Linked DNA regions of Mus musculus: region 2 is linked to region 1. Evidence: chromatin loops called from intact Hi-C (ENCODE). Cell type or tissue: heart. All regions are shown on one strand. Each heading gives the region's core, and the rest is flanking DNA. Links, peaks and the distances in the headings are about the cores only.

Evidence for each region. Peaks named below come from ENCODE experiments on the same cell type or tissue, not always from the same donor. Only the 100,000 strongest peaks of a DNase experiment are listed, where the experiment ranks them.
Region 2: a loop joins it to region 1, with 1.9 times the contacts of the local background. A loop is called at or near these places in 2 of 42 quality-filtered maps.

The regions. Positions count from the first base shown.
Region 1 is chr15:96,018,520-96,025,169 of GRCm38, forward strand. No RefSeq gene overlaps it. Among named protein-coding and RNA genes, the nearest start is that of Gm41389, 110 kb to the left of the region's middle. In heart, for the core only: a CTCF peak has its summit at 3,169; no DNase peak of the experiment used is centred there.
Region 2 is chr15:96,078,667-96,085,316 of GRCm38, forward strand. It overlaps the pseudogene D030018L15Rik. Among named protein-coding and RNA genes, the nearest start is that of 2610037D02Rik, 120 kb to the right of the region's middle. In heart, for the core only: no CTCF peak of the experiment used is centred there; no DNase peak of the experiment used is centred there; H3K27ac peaks cover 907 bases.

The DNA.
Region 1 (6,650 bases), core at 1,987-4,486:
TTCTGAGATGCTGATGAACTGATGACAATGTTGGGCTTAATCTCTCTCAAACTTACAATTGAACAGAAAAGTCTGATGCATAAATAATAGGCAATATTCACATATATGTTCTAGATGCAAAAGAAAAATTTGTTACTGTAATCATGGTACAGACATAAGAGGAGTTCAGTGTGGCCATAAAGAAAACGAAATCAGGTCACCCACTGAGAATGAATGCTACTGGAAATCAATATGTTAAGCAAAATAAGCCAGATTCAGAAAAATCAGCACCATGTTTTCTCTTACACGCAGAACCCAATTTAAATTGTATGAAGGGTATATTTATGTGTGTCTGTGTATATCGGCCAACAAGCTACAAAGAAGGTCATTGGAGGAGGAGAAAGAGTCCTTAAAGATGGAGGGAAATAGAAGCGTTGTGAGATACATGTAATGGAAAAGTAGAAGTGGGAACCAGCTGGAAAGGGGGTCAAAGGACAGTGGAGGAAGACATGAAAGCAACGTGACACCTTTATATTATGATGCCAAGATGAAACCCATTACTCTGTATGTTACTAAAAAAGATTAGCCATGACTGTAAGACATAGTAAAAATGATATTTCTTCACAAACTAGCATAAAAGCTATAGTCATATAGTATTGTATATGTTATTGCACATTATGACCAAATATAAGGCAATTGATAATAATACATTTTTCTAAAATTATGTGTGAAATATGTAATGTATTTGTCACCTTATATGTGATCTTGTGATTCATAGTATATGATATATATATACATATGTATATTTTCATAGTATATATGCATAGTATATGCAATATATAATCTATATTAAGAGATTACTTACATACTATTACTTATTGAGGTGGACACTTAAGGGCTCTTTGGAGAGTCAGTTGTGTTGGATAGTATTTTGCTAGAGCAAACATGTGAATGTTTTCTTGAAGTGGACACAGGTGAAAGACTAAGGCAGACTCATGAAGTAATGTATTTCACTGAAGCAGACACAGGAGAGAGAGTGTTCTGCTAAAGCAAACACGTGAAAGGACAGGTGAAAGATTCTTTACTAACAATATGAATGTATTGGTCTGCCTTACATTGTGGACGGCATAGTGAGAAACATTCCAAAAAAACTTCTTGTGGTGTGCTGCAGTTTCTTGCCGCTTCCATGGACTTGGGCTGATTGACTTGAGGGATGTCAGCTGAGATAGATGCATGTGTTGAGGTAAGACACATGCTGAGGCAAGGCATGTGGAGGACACACTCAATGCATAGTGACAGAGAGGGAGCTAGGCTTTCTTATAGAGCTAGCTGTGCAACACTTGTGGGTCTCATGTCTTCCATGATCTTCATCTTTCCTGAGAGAAGCACAGCTGAGAACTTCTCCTAGTGTTCCTGTTGGTCCCTCCTGCTGACTCAAGCTGAGGCTGAGGCCTGGCTGTCTCTGCTTGGTCATGTCACCACTGTTGCTAACCTGACTCTACTGAACTGGACTGCTGGTGTATCCATGAAGTGTTTGTGAATGGATTGAGCTACCACTGCCTGCTAACCTGTGAGCTGAACTGCTGATTTCCAGACAACACAGACGGGAGTTGCTCCAAAGAACCCTTTCTAAACAAGTCCACTTTTGAATCCTTTCTTTTCCACTACTTTTGGTGGATAGTGAGCTACAAGGGAGGTTAAAGTGTTTAAGAACCATCATTAAAAATACAATTTGAGAAAATTAAAGCTACAACTTATAAAGGGACAGTTGAGCCATGTGACAATGGCAGATGACAAGTGCTGTGATCTGCTATCAGCCAGCAGGAGCCCCAAGGAAGCTAGTGACTGCATGCAACTCTGTCCTATGCTTAAAGGCCTGAGAACTCAAAGTCCCATGGCCCAGACAAGTTGTATGGAAAATTAACCACCACACAGACGTTACACAATTCCCAATAACATTGGAAGGCTTTTGTCGGTAAGGAGGAATTATTTTATCATATGTGAAAAGGAAACAGAATTAGAATAGATAAATCCAGTTTGCAAAAGGAGAACACAGTGGCAAAATATGTCCAATTCTGAGACAGTCCTCATGCCTGTGTGATGTCAGCAGTGGGAAAAGATATTATGTTGCAGATGAGCTTGCAAATTCTCCAGTGGAGTGTGAAGGAAAGTGAACTGGGGAAAAGAGAGTAAAACTATGTTTCCATTACCGCTGTAGCTCAGCAGCAGTTTCATACTCGCTTACATTACTATTATTTTAGTTTCCAACTCTCCATAACAATGACTAAAAGTAAACAAAAATAAACAGTTCTCTGTGCATAGGAAACTAAATCAGAAAGTATCTAATACTAGCTTACAGATGATTCTACTAGGCTGCTCCCAGGGACCCAGCAAGGGCTTACCTCCATTGTCAGCTAACGGCAGCACAGGGACTGCTTGCCACCCAGTTCTCTCTCTCTGTTCCCACATGTCCTCAGCCAGTGTCTGTCTGTCTGTCTGTCTGTCTCTCTCTATCTCTATCTCTCCCCCTCCCTCCTCTGCTCACCCCCACATTAAATTACCAATAACAGTGATTGCTCAAATGTAGGACTGAGATGGAAGGAAAGAGAATCTCTTCTCACTTGATAAAATGAATTTTTTATAAATATATGTATTTATAGACAGAAAGCTAGACATGATGAGAGCATCAGGGCCATTTGCTATCCTCTTAAAATCAATCTTTTTAAAAATTTGTTGATTATACATTAAATGAGTTTTTGAAATGCATACTACCTTATAGATTTTCAAATATTGCTTGAAAATTACAGGAGAATTACATAATAGGTTATTGTGAAACTAAAGCTGAGAATCTTCTTGTATAAAACTTGATCCAGATCTTCAGGTTTTCATTAGAGAATATCAGTTTCTGTGATCAACCCAGTATGTTACCACTGCACGAAAACAGGTTGGGTATTTCTAGACCAATGTGGCTGTTAATTCCTGGATCTTCTGGTTTCTTAGAACAAATACATTAATTTAAATGCCTGGGCGTGTTGTCAGATTTGCATGTTTTAAGTCATCAGAATACAAATGGGCAAATTATCTAGCGAAAATCTCAAACATTTGATGCAGCGGAGTAAACGAGCAAACTCCTTGCAGGCTCCGTCCTTAGTTTTGGTCTCTGGAAAAAGTCACTCCATTTCTATTCCCAGCCACTAGGGCTCAGTCTCTTCTCTAAGATGGGAAATGGATGCGTTGTAGAGCACGGAAGATGCACAAAGCATCCCCAGCTGATCCAGAGTGAAAGCAGAGCGTTCCATGACGATCTGTGATCTCTTAAAGACCAAACTCCCAGAAAATTTGTAGAAAGATGGGAGAGGAACCAATCAGGACAGTGTTGTTCTTCGTGTTGTTTGCTTGTTTGCTTGCTTATTTGTTTTGTCTTCTCATTCCTCCCCCCCACCCCCCCGTGGCATGATTGAGAGGAATTGTGCTAATAATATTTAAAAGAAAACACTAATTAGTTTAGGAAGATGGTGGAAGACACACAAGCACACTGTGCTAAAATCTCCAGGGAGTGAACTGCAGAAAGTTGGATAAGCCCTATCACAAGGAGGGATGTATGTGTGCAATGTCTGAAAGTATCTAGTTTAACAGCAAAGTAAAATGAGAAACTTTACAAAACAGAACAGAGGGGTGGAAATCCCCATCCATCCCAGAGAGACTAGCAGGTATGGGGGGCGGGAGGGGAAGGGTTCGCTACCCCATCACCCAGTGAACGGTAATAACCAAAGCCATGCTTAAGATGGAGAGCCTCAGGAAGCCATTCTCAGCAAGGGGCATTTAAGGGGAAAAGAGAGACAGGGAGAGACATAAGGCGTGTTCAGCTGCGAAAACAGCAGAGGTGGAAAAACTTCTCTGTGCGCTAACCTGGAGCATCATTAAGAAGCCTCCTGCTGAGCCAGCCACATGGTTACCCCAGACCCATTAAGAACCACACTCGTGTGCTCTAGGGAAACTTTGAATAAGCAGAGCCAAGAGAATTCCTCTAGACTCCAGGGAAGAAATCACGAATCTCAACTACACAGTCTTTATAAAGGTATAAACTTGGTTAGAGCCATAATCTACAGGGAATACAGAAACAGGTTCCAAACACATGCAGGATACCAGCAAGGACTGCCCAAGGAGGGGGCCAACATTGACAGTCAGACCCCTGAAGGACCACTGAGAGGTTTGACTAGCCTCTATGACCAGTGTGTGGAGGGCCACCCACTGATGGGAATTGCAACTGTACCTCTACCTTGCAAAGGACTTCCCAGAAGTGTGATCATCATCTGGGAACCTAGGAGGACACTTCAGCTTGGAGCTAGCAAACTGGCAGACTGCCTACAGACTCTTTTCTTCACACTTATTTCTCCTTTATTGAGAACTCAATGGCAGTTTACCACACCTGTTCTGTCTTATTCTCTCTCTCTCTTTTTTTTTTTATTATCTTTCCTTGCTCACATCCCCTTGGATAGGTTTACCTAAAGCACATAGTGTTGGCTAGCAAGTGCCTTGGGATAAAATATTTCATCTTGCAGGGAAGATAATTAAGACAATGTTCTAAAGAGGAGTGAAAGTTCTCTCATTCAAGGAAGCTCCTTAAAACTTAGGAAGTAAACAACTCAAAAATTTCAGGAAGTCCCTGAAACGCACCAGATACAATAGCCCCCCGCCACACACACACACACACATCCACAAGTATATATAACTAAAAGGGACTTGGGGAAAAGACTCTCTCGGATAAGCAAAACTGCCTAGAAGACACTCAGACCAGACATGCTTCCTGGAAGATCAGCTCAGCTGCCCGGAAAAGATACTCTCCAGTCTGTTGAGCTACCTGAAGGCTGCACAGTGCACTTCAAGTTTCCAGCTTTCATGAACTCATGCTGGGTTGGGGAGGTTCAGCGATGCAGCTGTCTTTGAGTCGTTTCTGTTCCTGTAAGTAACCCCTCACCCACATTTCTGTGTATAACCCCAATAGAACTCATTAGTTCACCAAGCTGGACTTCATACCGTCCTTACATTGGTCTGTCACCAGTTCCCTATCTAGGGTGAGCAGACACGCTGTCTGTCACACAACACGTAGGCCACCTTGGTTTGCCAGGTCTTTATGTCCTCAGCCTCCCGAGACCTGGAACTATTTGAGGTTACTTGGTTGTGCTTTTCTTTTTCTTAGCATTTTCTTTATTTTAGTGTTTGTGTGTGAGTGTGTATGTGTGTGTGTGTGTGTGTGTGTGTATATGTATGCCATGGTGCACATGTGAAGGTCAGAGGATGGCTTGCAGGAATACATTTTCTCCTGCCACCATGTGGGTTCCAGGGCCTGAACCCAGGTCATCAGGCTTTTCAGTGAGTGGCTTTGTACGTGGACCCACCTCACCAGCAGCTGCTGCATTCCTTTTCCCCTCCCCGCTTTGCACTCCTCCCTTAAGCCCAGGTGTCCCACCTTCTGTTTGCTTCCTGTCTTCTATGCTTTCCTTTATCTACTCGACTCTGTTCATCATAAACCAATTTTCACGTTCCATTTGTGTTTCCATGACTAGTGTACTGGCACAGACAGTACTGCTGGTGGTCCTAAACTTCCTAAAGGGATGGTTCTCTAAAGGGTGATTGTTTTTATTTGCTTACTACTTAATTTTCATAGTGTGACAATGACAGTGATCGGTTCTGGAGATAATATTCTACTCTTGTGGGAAGTATTGTGGATGGATCCTAACATCCTCTAGATGAGAAGAAGTAAAGGACTCCTCTACAATCTATTTCCTCTTCGACATTACTATGATCGCTACTAAAAGAATGAGGTGACTCTGAAAAGAAAAATCTAAATGATGACCTAACATCAAATACACAAGCCTCAATACCAAATCACAAGAAGTATGGGAACTCAAAGTAGCAGGATTCCCCCCAAAGGTGGCTAATACCACAGTAACTGCTTCCAGCAATAGGGAATTAGATAAGATCCCAGATAGAGAATTCAAAATAATTACAAATATGTGCTGTAAAAGAATATGAATTATGCTTATCCCTATCTAACTTCAGATGAATGAGACTCAAACTATGATTTATGTATTAGGCTCTGCGCAATTGCTGGGGCATCACCCGCGTCTAACTCTCTAATCTAGACTGACTACTTCCCCAAATGTGCTCCCTGTACTGGCTGGCTTTGTGTGTCAACTTGACACAAGCTGGAGTTATCACAGAGAAAGGAGCCTCCTTTGAGGAAACACCTCCATGAGATCCAGCTGTAAGGCATTTTCTCAATTAGGGATCAAGGGAAGGAGGGCCCCTTGTGGGTGGTGCCATCCCTAGGTTGGTAGTCCTGGGTTCTATAATGCAAGCTGAGCAAGCCAGGGGAAGCAAGCCAGTAAGGAACATCCCTCCATGGCCTCTGCATCAGCTCCTGCCTCCAAGTTCCTGTCCTGTGTGAGTTCCTGTCCTGACTTCCTGTGGTGATGAACATCAATGTGGAAGTGTAAGCTGAATAAACCCTTTCCTCCCAACTTGCTTCTTGATCATGATGTTTGTGCAGGAATACAAACCCTGAATAAGACACTCCCCAAATAGTTGTTTGAATCTTTCTGGGTTATTCCTGCTCCAACAGGCTGGTGTCCTGGGGAGGCATCTCAGGCACATGCTGCTGGTTCGTC
Region 2 (6,650 bases), core at 2,591-5,090, 61 kb after region 1:
CTCAGGGGGGACACCTGTGGCTGTAGAGGCTGGACTTGGGCCAATCATCACCTGTGAGCATAGAGTGCCTGGACTTCCTAACCAGAAAGCCCACATCATGTAGCCCCACCCTAAGCACCGCAGAGAATGCCTGGCATCCCAGCACTTAGGAGGTAGGGAGGGAGATCAGTTAAAACTTCAGCGTGAGCTGCATATTGAATCTGAGGGCAGTGGGGTGGGGGTTGGGGTGACAAGGACAGGGGCAGAAGGAGAGGACTGAGGCTTAGTCACAGTGCCTGCTGTGCAAGACTAGACCTGAGTTCCAGATGCCCAGCACCCAGGGGAACACCTGGGTTTGGTGACATGCACCTGACAGAGGCAATATTATAGTTAAAGTTCAAATAGAAACAAAGCAATTGGCTAGAAAACATTTCCTAAATGCAGTTGAAAAACGCATGTGGATTGAAAGGTCTAGACAACACTATTCTGTGTGCATGCTCCCTGCAGAGAGGTGGATCCCAACGGGGAAGAGGGAAGCTTGGACCAACACACACCCAGGCCTGATTCTCAGATAACTCCTAGCTTCACCCCTGCCATAGAGAGTTTGGGACAACAAAGGGAAACCAGATTCACCCTTTGTCTTAGTTTCTTTCTTTGGCTTTGAAGAAACAGGGAGGAAAAGGGTTCGCTCCACTTACAAGTCATGATCACAGCTCATCTGTTAGGAAAGTCAGGGCAGGAACCCAGACAAGAGCAGACACAGGAACCACGGAAGGACATTGCTCACCGGCTTGCTCATCCTGCTTTCTTATAGAACCCAGGACCATCAGCCCAGGGGATGGCACCACCCACGGTGGGCTGGACCCTAGTGTCAATCAACAATCAAGGAGATGCCCAACAAACTTGCCCACAGGCCAATCTGATGAAGGAAGATCCTCAGGCAAGGTTCCCTCCTCCCAGGTGACTCTAATTTGTAACAAGTCCACAAAAACAAACCTGTACAACCTTCACCAGGAGGTTGTACTCCCCAAGTGAAACAGTAACTCAAAGGAAGTAACTAAATATCCTGTCTTCTCCCATACCCAGCACAGCGCCTGTCTACAATTCTGATAGCAGATGTTTAAGTGTTCACACCATCTGTTATCAAACATACCTGAATTTGGCTTTAAAATTCATTGGCATCTTGGGACTTCTTTGTCTTGACCTTCCCTGTTTACTTGTCAAACAAGACAAGAAGAAGCAAACCCTTGACCCCTGCACAGGGAACCACAGAAAGTACAGTTGGATGTGCGTTTAGTGTTTACCTGACCTGGCTCTGGTACATTACCATGAGGGTGGGGGTGGGAGTGGCTGAGCCCTGTAAAAAGGAAACAACTTGCCAATAGCCCCACCACTGTTCCCTGCAGAGCCCGAGATAGGGACAGACAGCCCCTGCCTCCAGCTCACAAACCAGCAGTGTGCTCTCTCTCGGTCATCCAGACACCTTGAGAACAACACATCAGATTAGCAAAGCAGGAGGTGAGATTTACCTGGCTCTGCCCAAACGTTCGTGAGCATGGAGCCAACCTGAGATGCTCCTCCTGTTCCGCAGTCTGTTGTTCACAGAGGATGCTCTCTTCAAAAGAGCTGTCACCTGTTAAGTCCAAAGTACCCCCGCAAAACGGCAGGCAGTGCTGGTGACAAGCTTTGATCCCCGGTAGACCTTTCTACCCATGGAGTGGTGCAGTTTACCAAACCCTGAGAGAGAAGCACTGGACCCCCCCCACTCCAAAGGGCCCTTCCCCTCCTAACTGAACTGAACTGATGGTTTGTCCCATCTGCGTGTGGAACATCTGTCTGAGCTGGCTTCTGCCATCCACTATTATATCCGACTCCGAATTTCAGAGTCTGCCTCTTTGGCTATTTCTCTCTTCCATCTATGCTACCCACATCCACTCCTTGACTACCCCGATATGTGTCCTCAGAGTTGCCTGCTTTGTCTCTCTGGCTTGCCAGTTATTCCATGAGTCACACAGGTGCTTCAGGCGGCTTCACTATGCCCTCTGGGACGCTCCACTCGGTGGATGAGGGACATCTACCCACAAGCTCTCTAGGACGAGTCTCTTTTTCCCTTGGGGACATCCTCAGGTTGAGACCCTGTGGATGTAGCAGGAACCCTTCCCTCCCTGGGTCTCTGTCCCTGTGTTACTGGAGGTTCCCATTTATGACCCACCTACCCCTTTCTCTGTTCCTGGAAATTCCCTACTGTCATCTTTTTAAAGGATGCCTTCTTTCTCAGCTGTTCTGTCTCCTGCTTGCTCTTGGAGCTTGTGTTCTCTTGCTGGTCTCATGTTCGCTCGCACTCTCTCTCTCTCTCTCTCTCTCTCTCTCTCTCTCTCTCTCTGTGTCTGTCTGTCTGTCTGTCTCTGTGTCTGTCTTTCTGTATCTATGTGTGTTTCTGTCTCTGTCTCTCTCTGTCTCTGTGTATGTGTATGTATGTCTCTCTGTCTCTGTCTCTCTCTGTCTCTCGCTCCCCTCCCCCCACATTCACTTGCTGGAGCCTGAACTAGCCAGGGCTCTTATTAACTCATCAACTCCTCTCACCTGCCTTCTCTGATCTCCTTCCCTCCTTAGACTCACTGAGTCTTACCACAAAGGGCTCGACCTCAGTACACACTAGATAATCAGTCTCCATGGCCAGAAAATCCCCCCAGATTGTGCCGATTTAGGGCACCACACAAGCAAATGACCTGAAAATCTCTTTATCTCTAAGTCTTCTTCACTCTCCACTCAACTCTAGCCCCTCCCTCTGACCTCTGGGATCGTTCGGTCTTACAGAGATTCAAATAACTTTTGTGTATGGATAATGTTAAAATATTTTCACATGTTCTTCTACCTACTGAAAACCCTGGCTCTGGACATAGGAGTTTATCTTCCCACTCTAGATCTAAGCATATTTATTTAAAAGTTTCCCCAAAGCCTCTGTCCTGAGTCAAGGTAGCCACCTCATTCTATGACAGGGAAAAGGGGAAACAGAACAACCCAGGGAGGGGGAGGAGGGGGAGGAGGGGGAGGGGGAGGAGGGGGAGGGGGAGGAAGGGGAGAGGGAGGAGGGGGAGGGGGAGGAGGGGAAGGAGGAAAAGCAATACACTTAAGAACAGCTAAAAGGAAAACTATTTCCAATAGAGGTTACTAATGGCTGAATGTAATGGCAGATGTTTGACTCTCTGAATATTCCCTCCCCTGTTCCTTGGCTTTGTTTACTATCTTTGAAGTTTTTGCCTAAATTTTACTTTACCCCAGGATTTGTAAGGCCATTAGAGTGTGGGGGAAATAAAGCAAACAAACAAACAAACCCATTAAAGCTTCTAGCAGCAAAGTTAACTTAAAACTTGTAACGAAAAAGATTTTTTATTAAAATTATAATGATTATAATGTTTTAAATATAAAATTATAAACTTTAATTATAAAAGTATTATGATTGTTTATAATATGTAATTATAAAATAATTATAAATTTGTTATGCATCATTATTATTATTAGTGTAAGTTGTGATTAAGACGGATAGATGCTTCCAGAGTGGAAAGGACGAAGATTGTGAGGGTCTGAAGAAGTGACTCCAGGTTTTTTGGGAGACAGAATTAGTGAGATAACCTGAGGGCCAGTAAACCAGATGCCTCTGACAGAATTTCCCGTTGGACCAGCATTCCAGACCCCCTCTCTTACCAAGCCCCCAACCAGCAGGAAGTAGCCCAAGGACTATCATCACCCCAACCCTTTATCATCAACAAAAGGCTACAATTTTCTGTCCAGAGCAGCCCACCAAAGCAACAGTGCTGGTAAAAAGGTCCTAAACAGAAGGACTGTGGCCTGGTAAACAGAAACGTAAAGGCATGTGTGCTTAAAATAATATTGCTTAAACGGATTGTGTTCCATCCAATCACATGACCATTTCCCATGTGGCCCTAGCCTGCAAGATTTCCACAGAGAAAAGGGTAACATAAGGGAGTATGCACCGAATAAAGAGTCTTGCAGGCAGGGTGGCTCTGATTCCTCAGGGACACAGGTCCTTAGAAGCTCTAGGAGGCCTGTGCTGTGGGGTGGGCTGAGGTCAGCCATAATTCATAATTCTGTTTACCAAGAATTTCCCATCATCCACCCCCAGAGGTCAACTACCTCAGGCAAGGGCATCATCTCATTTGAGGTCAAATAGCTTGTATCAGCTCAAAGACCCGGCTGTCTGTCACATGAAATCCGCTTGTTTTCCCACCATCTTTTCTCGGCCGCGGAGAAATAGCTTTGGCCCTTTGATCCCCAATAAACCTTTCTACCCATGGAGTGGTTCAATTTGGCAGTTTAAGTGCACCCTGGCTGACGGTTACCTTATAGGGGTCCTGGTCAGTTTGTTTTCCCTGCCTGTTAAGGAATTAAAAGGCAGTGAAATTCTCTGAGCATAGCAGTCAGAATCAGCCAGTGAAGAAAGGCTTTTCTTGGGGGTGGGGAAACACAGGCATACAGCAGGCACACAGAAATGAAGACAACCCCTGCCTCCCACACCCCCAAAAGAAAGCAGAGGCAGAAACTTAGGAAGCCAAAGCCTGATGCCTCCCTGAGGGCTGGGACCTCAAAAAGTCTTTGAAGGGTTTGTTTTGGCTTGGTTTTTTTTTTTTTTTTTTTCCCATAACTTAGGGCTGGTCAGCTTGAAGAAAGATTGCAGATGAGCCATCTCTTATAAGATAAGCAGTGGCTCATATCTGTTGTATAAACACATACTTGAACTTGTTGGGTGGGAGAAAGAAACAAAAACAGTTTTAAGCCATCAGCTTTGTCTGAGGAGTATTAGGAATTAGGTGGCCAGCTGGGAAGCCACCATCTTTATTACCTGGCCATTGTCCCTCTCCCTATCAGTCTGCCTACAAGGAAACCTGTCTAACTCCTAGTTGCTCAAAGCCACCATGCCTGGACGCTAAGAGAGGCCTGGCTGACCTCAGCCCACCCCACAGCACAGGCCTCCTAGGGCCACCCTGCTTGCATGCCTCTGTATTCAGTGCATGCTCCCTGAGATCCAAGGCTCTTAAACTACCCTTTTCTTTGTGGAAATCTTGGTCACATGACTGGATCTAACACAATCCCTTTAAGCATATTTATATAATCTTATTATAAAAGATATTGTATAATGATGTATTGTTTTGTTTTCTTTCTTTTCTTTTTTTTTTTTTTTTTTTTTTTTTTGAGACAGGGTTTTTCTGTGTAGCCTTGGCTGTCCTGTAACTCTGTAGACCAGACTGGCCTCGAACAGTAGAGATCCCTCTGCCTCTCTGCCTCCCTGCCTCCCTGCCTCCCTGCCTCCCTGCCTCCCTGCCTCCCTGCCTCCCTGCCTCCCTGCCTCCCTGCCTCCCTGCCTCCCTGCCTCCCTGCCTCCCTGCCTCCCTGCCTCCCTGCCTCCCTGCCTCCCTGCCTCTCTGCCTGCCTCTCTGCCTGCCTCTCTGCCTGCCTCTCTGCCTGCCTGCCTGCCTGCCTCCCTGCCTCCCTGCCTCCCTGCCTCCCTGCCTCTCTGCCTCTCTGCCTCACTGCCTCACTGCCTCTCTGCCTCTCTGCCTCTCTGCCTCTCTGCCTCTCTGCCTCTCTGCCTCTCTGCCTCTCTGCCTCTCTGCCTCACTGCCTCTCTGCCTCTCTGCCTCTCAGCCTCCCTGCCTCTGCATTGGCCTCGTGCTGAGCTTAAATGTGTACACCACCATGCCCTGTAGTTTAAGTTTTGAAAAAACAAGGAAGAGAAAATAGGGCTATCCTGGAGTAAAATGTTTAACTCTGCTGAGATGTAACATGTCCATTTATAATAATAACAGTAAACTTTGTGTTTCTCAACAGAACCTTGCTTGCTTCAGATAATTCCACCTTCTCTTCCGTACCACCACCCACACAACATGATAAAACACATCAGCTTTGGATATTGGGTTTATCCTTGAATGCAGAAGCTGAATTTTGTTTTGATTGTGATTAATTATATGTAAACATATAAAAATATATGAATAACATATAATATAATTGATTATATGTGTATATAATTACTGCTAATAATAATGACAAAATAATCAAAATTATTCCAGTTGTAAATTAATTTCATGTACAGGTAGTTATATAAATAACAATAATGCTCACAATCTTATTAACTGGAGATCTTTTTAAAGTACTTTACTACAGAATCTTTTTAAAGTGCACATAAAATACTCAGTAACTTTTAGAATAACACGCAATAACTTTTAGATACTACTGTTGTTAAAAACTGCCAACTACCAATTGCATGTTGTGGTTCATAATTAGGACAGTCCATACTCACAAAAACAGAACCTTCCTGTAACAGCTTCTCCCGTTGCACCAGTCACTTGTGGTGGAGTGAATGGAAATGGCCCCCATGAGCCCATTGGGGGTGGCATTATTAGGGGTGTGGCCTAGTTTGGGGAAGTATGTCACAGGGGCTGGGCTTTGAGGTTTCAGAAGCTCAAGCCAGGCCTAGGGTCACTCTCTCTTCCTCCTGTCTTCAGATCTGGATGTAGAACTCTCAGCTACCTCTCCAGCACCATGTCTGCCTGCATATCCCATCATGATTCCCACCATGACCACAATGGACGAAACCTCTGAGCTATAAGTCAGCCCCACTTAAATGTTTCCCTTTATAAGAGTTGCCATGGTCA